2 separate regions of the Mus musculus genome follow, and region 2 is linked to region 1. The links are chromatin loops, found by intact Hi-C in ENCODE. Cell type or tissue: gastrocnemius. All regions are shown on one strand. Each heading gives the region's core, and the rest is flanking DNA. Links, peaks and the distances in the headings are about the cores only.

The links. A loop is a pair of places that touch in the nucleus more often than their neighbours do. Peaks named below come from ENCODE experiments on the same cell type or tissue, not always from the same donor. Only the 100,000 strongest peaks of a DNase experiment are listed, where the experiment ranks them.
Region 2: it touches region 1 in a loop (2.3-fold over the local background); 14 of 42 quality-filtered maps call a loop at or near these places.

The regions. Positions count from the first base shown.
Region 1 is chr5:36,598,856-36,607,186 of GRCm38, forward strand. It overlaps D5Ertd579e (DNA segment, Chr 5, ERATO Doi 579, expressed), which reads right to left. Exons shown (of 9, transcript NM_001081232.3): 8 at 5,656-5,753; 9 at 1,630-3,948. The coding sequence ends at 3,769. Among named protein-coding and RNA genes, the nearest start is that of Tbc1d14, 21 kb to the left of the region's middle. In gastrocnemius, for the core only: a CTCF peak has its summit at 4,384 (motif pointing right); a DNase peak (open chromatin) is centred at 4,395; H3K27ac peaks cover 474 bases.
Region 2 is chr5:36,691,333-36,699,663 of GRCm38, forward strand. D5Ertd579e (DNA segment, Chr 5, ERATO Doi 579, expressed) reads right to left here and starts at 4,689. Exons shown (of 9, transcript NM_001081232.3): 1 at 4,523-4,689. Gm32725 (a long non-coding RNA gene) reads right to left here. Exons shown (of 3, transcript XR_868354.3): 3 at 6,902-7,619. In gastrocnemius, for the core only: a CTCF peak has its summit at 4,231; DNase peaks (open chromatin) are centred at 3,890, 4,345, 4,722, 5,373 and 1 more place; H3K4me3 peaks cover 3,027 bases; H3K27ac peaks cover 5,889 bases.

The sequences.
Region 1 (8,331 bases), core at 266-8,265:
TGGCCAGGCTCTCCTTGCATACCTGGCTCCTGTTGTCCTTGACCCCTGCCTTGGAGCACAGCCACTACTACTCGAAAGTCAGGGACAACCAGAGGAGCCACTGAGTATGGCCTGTTAGGGCCTTGAGCTGACCAGATTCTTGCTACAGGGCCTGACCAAACCCCTCACACTGCATGAACTGGGATGAGGCAGTTGTAGCATGTCAAAGCCACTGGGACTGCAGAGGGCAGGTGCAAGATCTTGAACAAGCACCTGGTAGCCATACCATCTCTCACTCCTCCTGGCCATGTGGAATGTTTATACCTAGAACCCTGAGCCCCAGAACCAGCTGGTGCCATCAGTGTCACTGGAGCAGTCAGCTCCAGTGACTGCCAGCCTGACCATGTGAGGTGACTGACTATTCTGAAAATACTCAAGAGCCTACAGTGCAAGGCAGTGCTGGGCCAGCAGGGCTTCCTGGTCTTGGTGCTTTCAACAAGTAAGCACTCAATGAGCAGCTTTCAAGGTCTGGGCCATGCTCTCTGTTCCTAGGCTCCTGGGGGGAAAGCAGGTTGCAGGGAACTATAGTTGGTCACTTACCACATGTCTAGAACCCACCATAGGATGCTCAGTGTCAGAGCACTGGTGGCTACAGAAGTGGCCGGCTGCTTAGACAAGAGGTGGAGGTCTTTCTGAATGCTGGGATGGTCATATTCCCAAGGACAGGTACAGGTGAAGGCTGGCTAACTGCTACTTAGCACTGTCCCTGCTCTTGCAGGCAGAGCATCTGTAAAGCACCTGAGCTGACAGTCTGTAAAGAAACCACATAGAAAGCAGAGGGGGCAGTCAACACAACCTGTGGGCACATCTGGGCTCAGGGCAAGTCAACAGGGAAAGGGGCTTAGCCACCTCATGGGATGTGCCTGCTGGTACCCAGGAAGAATGTCATGTCCTTAGTCCCCCACTGAGCTAGGAAATTCAGTGTCAGTTACAGGAGATCAAAGAGACAAAAAGGAATGTTCTACCTGTCAATGAGGCCTCTGCTCAATCTTTGCTGGGTAACAGGCTTTCAAGCCTCAGTTCGGACTGCAGGGCAGCCTAGGAAGTCTGTAGCATGGCTGTGCCCCTGTGGGCACCCAGACCTAGAGATAGGTATCTACAGGGTACCTACAGGGACCTACAAAGTTTTCTTTTACTCTTGTTCAAACACTGACTGGTTGTTTATTGTTGTTGTGTATACACATTGTGTTTATGTGTTACTGTGTACATACATAAGTGTGTGAGTGCAGTACATGGCAGGCATGCATTCAGAAGTCAGAGGCTAACTTTGTAGGTCATTCTGTCTCCATCTTTCCGTGGATCTCGGGGATCAAGCTCCATTCAGTGAGCACCTTTCCCATTGAGCCATCCTGCTGACTTCTGTGTACAATGGACTCTATTCACATTAACATGGAGACTTTTTCCCCTCCCAGAATAAAACACAACGAAGAAGACTTGTCTATCAGGGAGGGACAGGACCTGCTTGCTCTCCCAGCTCTGGGAGGCTGACTGTCCTCAGGCAAGGACCGGGCTCTCTCTTGTTCTTCTCAGTTCAGAAGAGGCTGCTTATTCACTTTAAAAGATTGCTATGATAAATAAAAACAACAAACATTTTTTGAAATTTTTATTTGGTGTTAACTCCACAAGAAAACAAAACAAAACAAAAAAAAAATCAGTTACTCTGGTGTACGTGAAATCAGAACAATACAACCACGGGGGGAAAATCAGCCCAGGAACGGAGCTGATACTTCAGTGCTACGGATGTGCAACGCGCTTCATACCACAGTGCGCTTCAGCGTTTGCCAACTTTTTTTAATGCTTTTTTTGTGATCATCCATTCAAGAAACTAAAACCACACTTTAATTCTGTACCAAAGCCTCTGAGCTTCAGCCACTTACTACAAAAGAAACCAAATACAGAATCTAGTCATCCCTTTGCCTTTGATGACCCACCGTATCCCCTGTGGGGGGCCTCTCCCCACAACCACAGCTGAGGAGGGAGGCTTCTTTGCCACCTGGAGCCTTTTCCTGATAAACATTGGCTGTCCAGGTCACCCAAGCTCATGGCTGAGTATGAAATCCATTTGGTCATAGCAACAATTTCTAGGGTAATCTTGATGGCATTGATTTTAGGAATTTACAACTTCCAATCCTTTTTGCCTTTGATGATAGGTTATATTTCAGTGCAGATGTTAATCAGATTTTAGGAAGCTCCAGAAGAAAAAAATACATAAAATGTATCTGATACCTGTAAATAAATAAGAGCAACATGAACCCTTCTACATGCACACACGCACACGCACCACTGTCAGTGTCAGGATGTGCTGTATGAAACAGACCCTAAGATGGCAAGAGGCCCCAGCCAGCAAGCCAGAACGACAGTGCCTGCACAGGCTCCACGGTGTTTCCTGTGTTCCTGAGAAACAGGCAACAAACTCAAGTACTACCAGCAAGGCCCGAGGGGCAGCTCCACTCCCAGCTAAGAAGCCACACGCATGCCCAGTGCCGTCCCACTTGCTGGTGAGGCCAGTTCAACTACTTAAGACCTCTCCGCTACTCCTGATGTTCTGGACATGCTGAGCTCATGTCACAGACAAGGTGTTTTTAAAAACAACAAGTTAGTTAAAAGAGAAAAATCATTTTGGATGTTTAGGTTTTACACAATTGGCCCTACTAGCACCTGTGGCAGTGCTGCGAGAGAGATCCGAGGTGATCAGCACGCTTAGATGCAACTGTGTGAGGCCTGCTGCCTGCCTGCTGCACCAAGTCCCACGAGTCGATAATCAGAACAGCAATCACACAGGGAAGTGTGTGGGAAGTTCCTCTACCAACCCCAGCCCACAAGCAGAACTTGCCCAGAGCATTCTCTCAAACACAAAATGAGATACAAGCTACACTACATCACAGCCACGAGAGCAGCTAGCTGCAGCAGCCAAAGATTTCTTTGGGGTAAGAGGTGGCCTCACTGCATGTCCAATGTTTTGAAGTTCACTTGGAGAATTAAGTTCAGTGTCGTCACCAGATAACAATTTACAAGTAAGGTCCTCAACTATGCACTGGAGAGGCAGCTCAGAGAACCCCACTATGCCTGCTATGGACACACTGCAGTAGCAGAACTCACCCATCTAACCCAGGCCTCAAATCCTTGGCTTCTTCAGCTAGCAAGAAAGTCACAAGCCACAGTAACTTCCATGGTACTTTAGGGGAATCCTAAGAGAAAGCACAGTATTCTGTAAGTCTCTAAAGCACACCCTTGTGTTCCTACAGCAATGTCCATGAGATCTTCTGAATGAGCCTGCAGATGAGTCACCATGCTTCCCTCCTCCTTCAGCAAGGCCCTGACCCACTGCAGGGGAGGACTGATCTCCTGGCTCAGAGAACAGAGCTAGAGTCTCTGGACGGTGGCGGTTGTCGCCACGGTGCTGACAAGGTGATGGCGACACAGCCGCCAGAGGGAGGCCTGCAGCTGCGATGCAGAAGCGGGACGCACTAGGACAAGCACATGCACACCCATTCCTCATGGACAGCACAGTCTAGTCTACTTCAGAGAGCAAGAACTTAACAGCTTGGAAACAAATCTTCAACAGGACAGCCGTCCTCAACGCTAAAATAAGCAAGAAGAGAAAGGTAATCACTGATGTGGATCAGTTAATTGAAGAAGAAACCTAAGTTGCTGCTTTAGACTAACAGGCCTCACACAAGGCAATTGCCCATCACAGCCATTTTCAATGACTGGTACTACTCTGCAGGGTCAGAGATGTGTTCGGGAGAAGAGCTCCTCTCTGCTGGGGCCCACCCACTCTCCGCCGGCTTCGGAGCCTGTGTCGCCCGTGTCAGAGCTGGCACTGGAACACATCTTCCTGTGGAGGCCATTTGGTTTTGTCTCAGAACCTCTCTCTCCTGTGCATCTTGCTTCATAAACAGAAGACACCTACAATTCAAGAAACAATTTTCAATACACCAAAAATCAGACAATCCCCCCAAAGGCTGATCCTATTCATAGACAGATGAAGTAGCAATCACTGATATCTCCTATAGAAATCTATAAAAACGTGAAGTCGCACTGTTTCAGAGGCATCTCTTCTTTGCCCTTGAAGGGTCCAATCCTAATTCTGCACATCTAGCCACAAGAATCTATGTGCCACACTAGGGTAGGACAATGGGACTCCTTAACTCTCAGCAAGTCTTTGAATACCTGGTTCAGGGTAGCCCATGAAGCGTTGCCCAGGCTCCCCTAAGTAAACAGACATGGTAATGCACAGGGGCTCACAGTTCCAGCAGACAAACAAACCAAAGGACAAAGCTTCATACTATAGACATGAGGATACTGGTTAAGGGGCACTCTGAACAGGGGCAGAGCGCTCCAGAAGGTGGCACTCCTGAGCAACGGCTGGTGCTCTGCACAGCAGTGCCAGGATCATCAAGTGTGGTATAGAGCATCTTCTTGTGTTTATAGGAAGGCTGGCATCTGGAGCCCCAAAATACTCGACGGCAATGGTAGCCCTTTCATCAGTTACAGCAACTAACACTATTTCCCAGTGCATCACAATATCCACCATTAGCATCACCCCATCACAGTCCCTGTTTCTGAGCTCAAGGTGGACACACAGAAAAGCTATGTGAGAGCAAAGCACACAAGGCTTCCGGGCATGGAGGGAACCTTCCAAGTGCACAGCCATGGGAGCACGGATCCCACAGCCAGACTGTTGGGGTACGCAGCCCTATGCTCCATCTCCACATACCTCCATTTTGTACTCTGCAAATAGATGAGTGTGCCAAGAATGAGTGTGCACAGGGGTGTTTTTAGGTCACTGTCTTGCAGAATGGCACTAATTGTCAAGGACAAGCAGACGCAAGGACAAGAAAAGCTGTGGCTGCTGTTGAGGAGTAGCAGTGGAAAAGATGGTGTGGAATAAAGAAATGGATGGAAAGTGGAGGTGAGATACAATAACAGGCTGGCAGACACTGGGCAGAGGTGAGAGGAAGAGACAGGTAAAGAGAGACCCTGAGGGAGGAAGGCTATGGGGAGGCCTTACATGTGGGCTTGGACATGTTAACACAAACTGGTAAGTCAGTGGGATTAGCACTATATGGTGCTTTGGAAAATTCTTACAGAGCTTGAGCTAACATTGATAACTCTGAGAAGAAAACAGGTTTCCTTCAATTCACTGGTCTTAACTTGCCTAACAGTGGAAGGCTTGAGTCTGAGCTAAAAGTAGGTCAAGGTCTTGAATGCCTTCATGGTACTCACAGGCATGTTGGGGAGACATAAGTGTCTGGGATGGTGCGATTCCACCCAGAGAGTACACAAGAGCACAGAAAGGGCACAGGGTCTGTCCCACACAGGTTGGAAAAGTATACTGGAAGGAAAATGCTGCCCAGGACTGAACAAGAAACAACAGCTTAGTACAGCATTTAAGACCCCCTGTGCCAGCAGTGTAGTGTCAGTGGGGACGTTAGGGGCTGTTCATGAAGGTCTGGCAAATGGTTGGGGCTTGTGGTTAGGGTTAGGCAGATCCAAAAAAAAGGGCCAAGAGGAGAAAGGCAACACTCAGGATCTGGGAACATGGGCCAGGGGTGGGTCACAGGACCCTCAAGTGTGTGACTAGAATGGAAGGGAGGAGGACAGTCCACTTACCCTATTAAAATCTAACAGACGCTCTTCACGACTGGGTGTCTCTTTAGCATCTGGACATTCTTCTATACCATTCTCTCCCTTGGCATTTGTATAACATTCTTAACCATTTTGAATGGAGAAGGGAAAAGAGGGAAAGGGGGAAATTCAATTAAGACAGTTGAAACACACACCCTTGTTTCACCTCACTGAAAAGCTAGGCCTCCCCACCCTCTGGAGGTTTAGGTTGTCATTGAAAGCACAGCCAGTCTGAAGTGTATGAGAAAACATGACACTAGCTGAAAACTTCAGCCACAAGTATGTAATGAATAATAAAAACCAGGCCAGCATAAGCATACTCTACTGTAAAACATTGTCTCAACAATTCAACAAATATTTACACAGATCTATGATGTAATGGTCCTGGGCCACAGGGGAAAAGACTATAAGACCCATGCTCTCAAGAATGAGTGTCAAGTGGAGGGTGACGGTCAATGCACCACAGATATGCTCATGGAACAGCAGAGGTTCCAGACAGGCAGCCCAATGAGAAAGCAAAGCAGGTCACTAGCTGGCCTGTTCTAACTCAACAGCATGCCCACGGGCCTGTTAACACCTGTGCACATGGAGGCTCATGGTCCAGTTAGCCAAGGCTCACAGAATGAGAAGGCAATGTGGACTGGAGTTGGAGGAATCCAATCAGCAGCAGCTTCAACTGTGTTTTATCTATGCACTATAATATTTAGCCACCTAAGGAACTTGGAGAAGCCTATGCCTCAGGAGATTGACCATCAGTCCTTCTGAGAAGTTTCCAGGTGACTCCTGAGCACAGCCCCTGTGCTGAACCTAGTCTTGGTTTAGCCTAGCCTCTTGTCCACTGACCCAAGAAGAAGATAGCTGTGATGGAGTCAGAGAGAAGGATGGAGACTCCAACCAGCTAGTTCACACCTGGCTCCGACAGAGCTCAGAAATGCTGATCCTTTAGCATCTCTGCTCGATAGTGTTATACCACAGGTGTCAATGGGTGCTCCGGCTCCCATGTGCCCGAGTCACAGAAGACAAGGCCAGCCTTAGTGAGTGCTATACTCTTGGGCACCAAGTGCAGACTTTGCTTGCCATGTGGATATTCTTCATAACCTATCAGTCCTGGGCATTACTTGAATAATCCTGGCTTGGAGTGACAAGAGCCATAATAGATGCCAGGTTCTAACTTGTGACATGACTCTCCAAGCCACATACCCAACCTCTTTAAAACAGAAGCAACATCATTCTCTTCAAAGAGGTGCTATGTGAGAAGTGGACAGGTACAGCAACATTTTCTATAGCCACCAACTGGAACATGGGTTCTGGGCGGCTGGGAGGCCACTGAGCTCGAGTGGCCTCATTTCATCCCATTCACTCCATACACACAGCAGGGCCCGAAGAGAGACTGTGCAAGGGAAGGTGGCTCTTTTCTGGTTGAGAAATGCTATGTTCATCTTCACACCTCCACTCAGGGGTTTGGCTAAGAATCATACTGAGCTCATCCCATGGGCTTATTAATGCTCCCAGTGACAGCTATAGTTTGTTGAGCAATCACTGCATGTGGGTTACAGTTACAGGCACCTTGCCTGCTGAAGAGGCATCTTTATTCCTCACTATCATCCCAATAGGGATGGCTTCCTTTTACAAATGCAGACAACAACAGAGCAACGAAACCCAGCAGTTACCCACAGAGGCACAAGGCTCCAGCTAGCCTTGCTCCCCCATCACAGTCTGTGCAGCTCCCCAAAGGGCTCACTCTACAGAGACTGGACAATGCATGCCAATAGCAACTAAGCTTCCAAGCACACCACAGCCAGAGTAAGCACTGGAGAACACCACCAAGCCCTCTGCAGTCTCTACCACACTCCTCAGCACGCTACCTGTGCCCCGCCCCATACTGCTCCTCCAATCCCAGCTGCTGTGGTCTGTGCTCTGCCTCCAGGCCCACTGAGAAGACACACATCCAGGACGGGCAGCCAGTGTGTTTATACATCCCCAGAGCAGCACTTTGATCAGAGACACATATACACAGAAGTACACAGGGCAGGGTTCTCAGCAGGACACACCCTGTCTCCTCTGCCAACTCAACAAGGAGACAGTCTTTCTCCCGTGGGATACTCAGAGTTCTAGTTAGCCAGTGTCCAGAGCAGCACATGTTGATTACTAACCATTTCTAATACTAGAAGCTTCAGGAATGCCTATCCTTTCGAGGGGGTGAACAGCTAGTTATCCTCCTGCATAGCCTCCATGTGAGGCAACAGAAAGAGTACTTCATACTGTCACTGTTTAGGGAGCTTCCCAAGGATTAAACTCACAGCTGTCACTCAGAAGGCTGGCTACCATTTCGTCTCCACCAAGCTTCCCTATGCAGCATTTCGCATACACATACAAAAGCATTATATCCATTCACTGGCTCCTGCCAACAACAGACTGCATATCCAAGATGCAGAGCTGAACTGGAACTGGCTCCTACTAACGAATGACACAGTGAACCAAACTGAGGCAGTGCTTCTAAAAATCATCCCCAAGGAAGTAGCATCTTTGCTACATGGTGATAGACCTCTTCCTGTCCTCACTCTTTATGCAGAGGAGCTTCTGAGGCACAGCTATGGGGGTCTGACTTGGACTGTTAGCTGCACCTGTCTGAAACTCATCCAGCTTCTAGATGGATCACTC
Region 2 (8,331 bases), core at 291-8,290, 93 kb after region 1:
GCCAGAACTCATACATCACAGGTTTAAGGACAGTAAAGCGTAAACTAATTTGGGATACATCTTCCTTGAGAAGAGAGAAAATATCGTGAGTAGACAAGGCCAAGGCCATCTGGGAAGCTGTTTCCCCAGGATGTGTCCATTGTGCTCAGGCACCCAGGTACTCTTGAGGCTGCTGTAGCTATGGTCTCAGGGAGCCACTACAACTGCAACTGGCAGCAATCCTTGCCCTTCCAAGTGATACTGAGTTAGCAGGTTTCCACCCAGATTTCAAAGAAAAGCCTGAGAGGTTGAGAAATATGTGATAAGAAGAGAGTCCCTGCACTATGACGTCATTGAGTGGAACCATCCCAAGAAAGTTCAGATGGGCTGCATGCAAACAGCAAAGCCAAATGGCAGGGTTGCCCAAGCCCTCTGGAGCCTACAACATACCTCAGAAGACAGACAAGGAGCAGCAAGCTTTAAAGTTTGCCTTGATGGGTCCATGCAATCCTTACTGGCTATTCCGTTCTACATTTTAGAATGGAAATGTTTACTCTGTGCCCTTGTGTGTGTAACTTTTTTTTTTTTTTTTACAGGAACTCATATAGCTGAGATATTGCCTCAAGTCTTAGAAGAGACTTTGGACTTTTGAGCAATGTTGAAATATAATACATTGGGGACTCTTGAGATAGAGTAAATATACAAATACATTTTGGGGCCCAGGGTGGAAAGCTGTAAATCTGAAATGTGCCCCTTGGGCTTATTTGAACATTTGGTCACCAGCTGAGGGCACTATTTTTGAAGGTGCTAAAAACATCAGAAGGTGAAACTTAGTAGAAAGAAGTAGGTGGCTGGAGGCAGGTTCTTTGTGTGTCTGTCTCTGCCCTTTGTCTGTCTTTCTCTGTTTCCTGGCTTCCGTTAGGTTGAGTTCTCTAAGCTACCATATCTATCCTCTGTCGTGATGGACTGAGTTCTCAGAACCGGAAGCCAGAACAGAACTTTCCTCCCAGAGGGTGTTCTGGGAGCTGCCTGGCATGTGAAGTACAAGAAGGCATATAGTTTCAGACATAACTAAAAGAATAAACACAGGCGGCAGTGCTTTTAGGGTACATTCTTAACCCTTTCTATACTGCCTCTTAGTGAAGGGAAGAGTGTACATTCTTTCCTAGAGGCCAGCAATAGCTTCAGAGGGTAGAGCAGGGGAACCAGGCAAGAAAGCATTCAAGGAAGGTAGATTAAAAAGTGCATAGAGGGGCAGGGGATGTAAGTGGGTTGGTAGAGTGCTTGTCTAGAATACATGATGCCCCAGGGTTTAATCCTGAACACTATAAGAAAAAGAAAAAAAGAGGGGAGCAGGAACAACAAAAGCATGAATACAGAGCTGGGAAAAATCTGATGCCTGGGCTCAGCAGTTAAGTAATTATACTCACTGCTCTTCAGGAGGACTAGAGTTCAGATCCCAGCTCCCAAGTCAGGCAGATCACAACTGCCCGGAACTATGGCTCCAAAGAAATCCAACACCACCTTCTGGTCTCTAAGGGAAAAATATGCATATACATGCATATAAATAAAAATAAATCTTTCTTTAAAAAAAAAATCCGGTAATCAAAACCGCTCTCAGGGCCAGTAAGATGGCTTGGTAGATAAAGGCATTTGCCAAGCCAGCCTGGAAACCTGAGTTCAACCCCTAGATGCCAGCTCACTACAAAGCAAAAGACATACAGAAGATGAGACTTCTCGTTTCACAGAGACTGAAGGTCACGAGATATAACAAGCTTGCCCACAGTGACCCAGGAAGCAAGAGGGGGGCTGGAATGTAACTCCAGTCTTTCCAATCCAGTACTAACGAGTTAATAAGTCTTCTTGAAAGCAATATTTTATATTTAATTTCCACAAAAGAAACATTTTAAGAAAAAGCATGCCGTCCATCCACAGGGCCTACAGCAAGAAGGAATTCATTCTGAGGGATTTCCAAAGGCTCCAGAGAGGATACAGTATCTTATAAGAATCTTTTGAAACTAGAGAAAGCAGAAGTGGGGGACCCTCAAATCAGAAGAAAGAGTATAAATCAAGAACATCTGAAACTGCTTGGTGTGATCAGAGCAACGGTAGTCTTACAAGGTAATGTGGAAAGGAGATGGCCAGGACAGGGTGACTGCACTGCACTGCCAGGGACCTCCCACACTGCGTTTATAACTGTACTCTAAGCTCCAAATCCCAGGTGCTTAGACGCTTGCAGGACCAGAGGCTGCCATGTGTCTGGGAAAGAGAATCCTGGAAACCAGGCAAAGTAGAGAGAAAGCAACAGTGGCCTGAAGACAACTGACTGCTTCCAGCCTGCAGGGGAATCTGAGGACTCAGACATATCAGCACTAAGCGGCATTTTAAGAGCTTGAGTGAGGATGACATTACTTCACATCGCCCCCTCTGCCTCTCTATCCTGCAAGGCAGGTCTCAGCATTCTTCCCATTTCACAGATGACAAAACTAGCTCAGAGGCCATTAGCTGCTCCAAGTCAAATGATGCAAAAAAACAGGGGCAAAGCTCAGGCTTGGTGCATTTCCACACAAAAGAAGAAGAGCAAGTCCAACACTTTTAAAGAGCCCTGGGATAAAATCAGGCACAGATGGAGCTACACAACAAATGGGAGCAAGCAAAACACCATTAAGTTTCTTTTTTAAATGTTCATAATTTGTATATCAAATCAATCATTCTTTAAAATTCTTAATTTGCCTTGTTAAATGTTGCCATGTTAAAAATATTTACCCTTATGTTCAAAGAACAATACATGTATCTCTATGACACTAAATAAGAGTAAAACTCTCCTACTTTCTTAATGAAAATAGGCTCATATAAAACCTGTTACAGTCAATTTGAAGGCCTATTTTGTTTTACATTCTGAGAATTTAATAGCGGACTTCATCTGGGCTACATTTCCAGCCCTAACTACTTTTTAAATGATTAAACATTTGTGGCGTCCCAGCGATGGGGAGGCTGACATGGGAGGACCCCTGAGGCTTGCTGGCCAGTCACCCTTGCTGAACTAGTGAGTTCCAGGTTCAGTGAGAGACCATGACTCAAATCCCAGCATTTCAAAGTCAGAGGCAGACATAGCTCTAAAGTACTTGGCCAGCCTAATCTACCTAGTGAGACCCTATCTCAAAAGTAACACCTGAGGGCTGGAGAGATGGCTCCGTGATCAAGAGCACGGGCCGGTCTTCCACAGGACCGGGGTTCAATTCCTAGCAACTGCACAGTGGCTCACAACTGTATGTAACTCCAGTTCCAGGGGATCTGACACCCTTACACAGATATACATGCAGGTAAAATACCAATACACATCAAATAAATATTTTTAAAACAATTATAAAAAACATCTGATATTGATCACTGGCCTCCACGCGTTAAATATACATGCACCCAAACACACACATTAATATATAATTATAATTCAATGTTTGTCTAAGAGAAGATAGTGGGGAAATATGATAAAGGGACATTATAGAGATATATAAATGAACTTGTGAAAGAACACGTTTTAAAAGTACATCAGTTGGCAAGAATAGCAACTAAATCTACAATAATAAGTATCAACTGCAAGAAGCCTCCATGGGTATTTCAAATGCACAGTTCCAGAATGGTTTTTGTCATAAAGATCCTGAGACCTAGTTAAGAATGGTTCAGCCCAAAACATCTGCGGGCGAATATTTGACCTTCAGAATGCAGAGTGACAGATATTTTTCCCCTTCTTTTAAATCTGAAGTCTCTAAAACCGACAAAGTGTCATGCAACGGGTCCTATACTGGTGGCAGAAATCTTGCGTGGGGTTTTCACTGCATAGGCTTTTCCATGGCATCACCTGTTATCCAAACTGCACGTCCCCGGCTCCTCGGCAAGCCTCTCCTACCGTTTCCTTAGCAAGCCAAGAACCAGAAACGCAAAATGCATTGTCAGTTACTTGGGCAACAAGGCAAAGCAGGTGATGAGACCCAAGAACCCCGTTTAGTAAATGACTCCGGAGTCGCATGTCCCCCTCCCGTTTATCCCCCATCTCACTTTTCTTGGTTAAACCTTTAAGGTTTGTCTACAGAAGGGCAAACACTGAAGGGAGGGGCTGCCAGGTTCGGGGTCTGCTCCCCACTGCTCGCCCTGTCCTGGCCTCTACGCAAAGCGCTCAGCCCTGGCCCGGCGTCCACCGGGAGCTCCCGGGACGCCGGCCGGAAGCCGGGCCGCGAGGGTCCGGGCGGTGGCGCGCGCAGGCCGGCGACTCCGGGGCCTGTCACTTCTGCCCTCGGCCGTCACCTTCTTCGACCCCGCGCCATAGGCCCGCGTGCCCGCCACTCACCGCGCCGCGCCCGCCCCCGACCGCCGAAGGACAAAGCTGAGGGCGCGGGGCGAGGCGAGGCCGCTGTCCTCAGGCCGGGCCGCCTCAGCCCGCCGCGGCCCATTGTGCGCACTCATCGCACGCCGCCCGCGGGGTCCTCGAGCCGGACATCCCTCTGGCCCGCCACCCGCCACGGCCCCGCTCCCGGCCGCCGCCTACCTGCCAAGGCTACCGGGTGGGCGCCTCTCCTTGCGCTCCGAGGGCTGCAGGCGGCTGCCGAGCGCCGGGCGGCCCTGGCCTGCGCCTTACGTAAAGCGGCGGCGGCCCCAGCGCCAGGCGGCGGAGGGCGGGAGGCGGCGCGCGGCAGCCGCTCCGCTGCGTTACCTGGCAACAGCCTCAGCGCCCGGCCAGCCAACGCCGCGTTCCATATCCTTCCGCCCAGGCGCCGGGATTACATCAGCGCGCCGGGGCTCCGCCCTCGTGCTGTGTGGGTGGGGGAGCAGCAGGCGCGCAGGACTGGATTCTGGGGTCCTGAAGATCCTGACACCACGAGGCCGACCTGAGGATCCGAGGCTTTGAAGCTTTACCAGGCCCTGAGAGAGGGCTCCTGGGTCGGTGACCTCCCGCTGGGTCACTGAGACCCGGCTTTGCAGAGCCCTTCCAACACAAACCCCCGCGTTACACCTGTCCGCGCCCCCTCTTCGCCATGTCCTGGAATGGCTGGAGTGGGCGGCTTAACATAAAGACTTCAATTAAAAACAAAAAGTGACATGGCTTTTTTATGTTATTATTAAGTAGGCAAAAAATAAAAGACCTTCTGGAAGATTCGGAAGTGGGAGCCAAAAATGTGCACTAACCTTTTAATCAAAAGCCTCTTCCCACCTACTCACCTTCCCTAAATGTGACTCCTAGGCTCTTCCAGAAAAGCAGATGTAGATGTCAGAAGTACCAGGAAGAAAAGCCAGAGATGTGCCTTCTATACAAAGGCAAGAACAGGTCCCGTAGGGGAGTGACCTGCATGTAGTTCATCAAACTCATTGAGCACCGCCAGGCACCAGGCCCTGTTCTTGGGTTCAGAGTCTGAGACCCGGAGTTCCCAAGCTCAGCTCAGGCTTCTGGGAGGAGCAGAGAACTGGAAGTACTTTTCTGCTGAGGTAGGCTGGACTCTTGTATGCAAGCCAAGGTCAGGAACCTAAAAGAACTGTCCTTTCATAGAATCCATACTGTTCCAACAAACATCTTTTCACTCTCCCGGAGAAACCCAAAGTAAAGCCTTCCTGGAGAGACCCGGAACAGGCTGGGGAGTGGGTGACGCCTCGGGATGGAGGCAGAATTTGAGCACAGGCCTTTGGCTCTATTGTCGGGGATCTTTTCCTTCACCCAAGTCTTACCCTTCCTTAGTTTGCTCCCCCTTTTGTTGCCTCGGGGTTCATTTGAGGTGAGTCACAAGCCACAGTTTTATTTACTACACATCTTTTGGTTACCTGTTCCAGGGCGGGCAGCCAGGCAAACTCATATAACATGCGAGAGAGTGGAAAATCCAGGGTCATCTGAGAGTGAAGGTGGGCATAAATGGTGTCAGGATCTTCAGGACCTCAGAAGCCAGGCTTGCACAGACCAGGGAAACATTTCCCTAAATATGGAGAATTTGCACACATTTTTTGGTACATACATCCATAATAACATTAGTGTCTCCTAGTCTGTACCTTCTGTAAAGGCATATCGATAGTAGGGCAGTTTTAAAAGAGTAACAAAGTATCGCAAACATATGAAAGGAAAGATAACACAGCCACTTTGTAGCCATCCTGTTGACTATAATCTGTGTGTATGTGTTCCTCGGGTGATTGTGGGCAGGCACCTGTGGAGGTCAAAGGGTAACATCAGTTATCAATCACACTCCATCTTATGTTTTTTAGACTTATTTATTGATGTGTACTAATGGATCGCAGTGTGGGGTCAGAGGACAACCCACAAGAGTCCGTTTCTCTCCTTCTACCGTGTGAATTCCAGGGATCAAACTTAGGTCCTCAGGGCAACAAACTTTTACCCACCGAGAATCTCTCATCAGCCCTCTGTCTTTTGTGTTTGTGTGTGTGTTTTGGTTTTTAACCTTGTGAGACATTGCCTCTCACGGAACCTGGAGCTCATAGGTTCAGCTAGACTGGCTTGCTAGCCAGCTCGGGGCCGGGGGGGGGGGGGGGGGGGTGGGGGGTGGGGGGGGGCTTCCTGTGCTCCCTCCCCAGTGCTAGAATTAAAGGCATGCACTCCTTAGGCCAGGTGTGGTAGTGTGCCAACACCCAAGAAGCAGTGGCAGGCCTCCTGATCTCTGTGAGTTCAAGGCCAACCTAGTCTACATAGTGAGTTCCAGGTGTACATAGTGATGTACATAGATGTCATAGTGACATAGTGACACCCTGTCTTAATAAGAAAAAAAGAAAAGAAAAGAAAAAAAGAAAAAGGCATACACTCTTGCTCCCACTTATTTTTTAAATGTGGATACTGGGGATCCAAACTCATGCAGGTGCTTTTACTAACTGGGCAGTCTCCCCAACCTCCCCCCGCCCCCCCAAAACAAAAAACTTTACTTTTGTTACTCAATCACAGGCCAGGTTTTTTTTTATAAACCACTGATTACTAAACCTTGAAGAATTTCCTGAAAGAAAAAAAAATCATAGTAGCTTGGAGGATTTGGAGGCAGTGAGGAAGTCACAGAAGACTGAAAGTGGTTTCCTTTGTCTTAATGAAGTAACGCCTGCAATTCCGACTGTACTGATCGGGAGCTCTGGAAGGTGTGTGGACTGCAGTCTCAGGACCTTTGCACCTGTGGAACCTTTGCCCAGGCTCTCCAGATCTTTGCCTCGCTGGCTCCTTCCCGTTCCAAGGTCAGGTCCAGTGTCAGCCATACATATATACTTTCCCTGATGCCAATTTATAGCAGTCTGCTTCCCAGTCCTGCAGTGTTTCTCGGGTCCCAGTTCTGAGCAATACTTGAGAGTATCTTGTTTGTGTGTTGGTTTTCACATTGAGACCCTTTTTCCAGGAGAGTGGTGTCCTTGTCCAGGGGGTTCATTTATGCAATTTGGTCTTCTATGGCTACTCTTTCGGAGAGCTCAGACTCAGCAGTACCCTGCCTTCCACTTGCCACTCTACACGTGTCTTCCTTAAAGTTGCTGCCTACAGATCAGCTGAGGTGAACTCAGGATAACTTCGGCTCTGGTGCCATAGCTGTGGTCCCCAGGGAACACAAATGAGGCCAGAGGCCCCTGCTGAAACAGAGTAGCAAAAGAAGAAACAGTGGCAGAGCTCCCATTCATCTCTGAAAAAAAAAATCATCATCATAGTTGTGTTTGTTCGCTCGCTCTCTCTCTCTCTCTCTCTCTCTCTCTCTCTCTCTCTCTCTCTCTTGCTCTCTGGCTCTCATTCTGCCAGTGTGTGTGTATGTGTGTGTGTGTGTGTGAGAGAGAGACAGAGAGAGAGAGAGAGAGAGAGAGAGAGAGAATCTCAGGTTCAGAGACATAAACCACTTATCTGACCCCTGCACAAAGACACATGATGGGTGGGTGGAAATGACAACCACCCCACCCCCACCCCCACCCCGATTTGACTCAGATCTTCTCAGCCTTAGTAGGGGTCCTGGAGGGCGCCAGCGGAGGCAGAGTTTGCCACACATATGCCTGGTGAATGACAGGCTAGAGTTGGAGGGTGTTTTGTGGCATTCGATAACACTCTGGTGAATTGAAGGCAGAGCCAAGCCTCCTCGGAGCTTGGATCTTCTTTACCCAATCTCCCTGATTGAGCCTCAGTTTCCCCATCTATACAGCAAGGGGCTTTGGGAGGCATGAACTGGGTTACTGGGTAGAAACCAGGCCCCACTTGCCTTACCTCACTGCCACAGGAAAGCTAATACCATCCTCATCTTTAAAATGCTCACAATAATCGTGAGTATCAGACATCAAGGATTGCTTTTGAAGGAAATGAGCCTCCTACGGGGTCCAAAACAGTACCCTATTCACAGTAAGCCAAACACC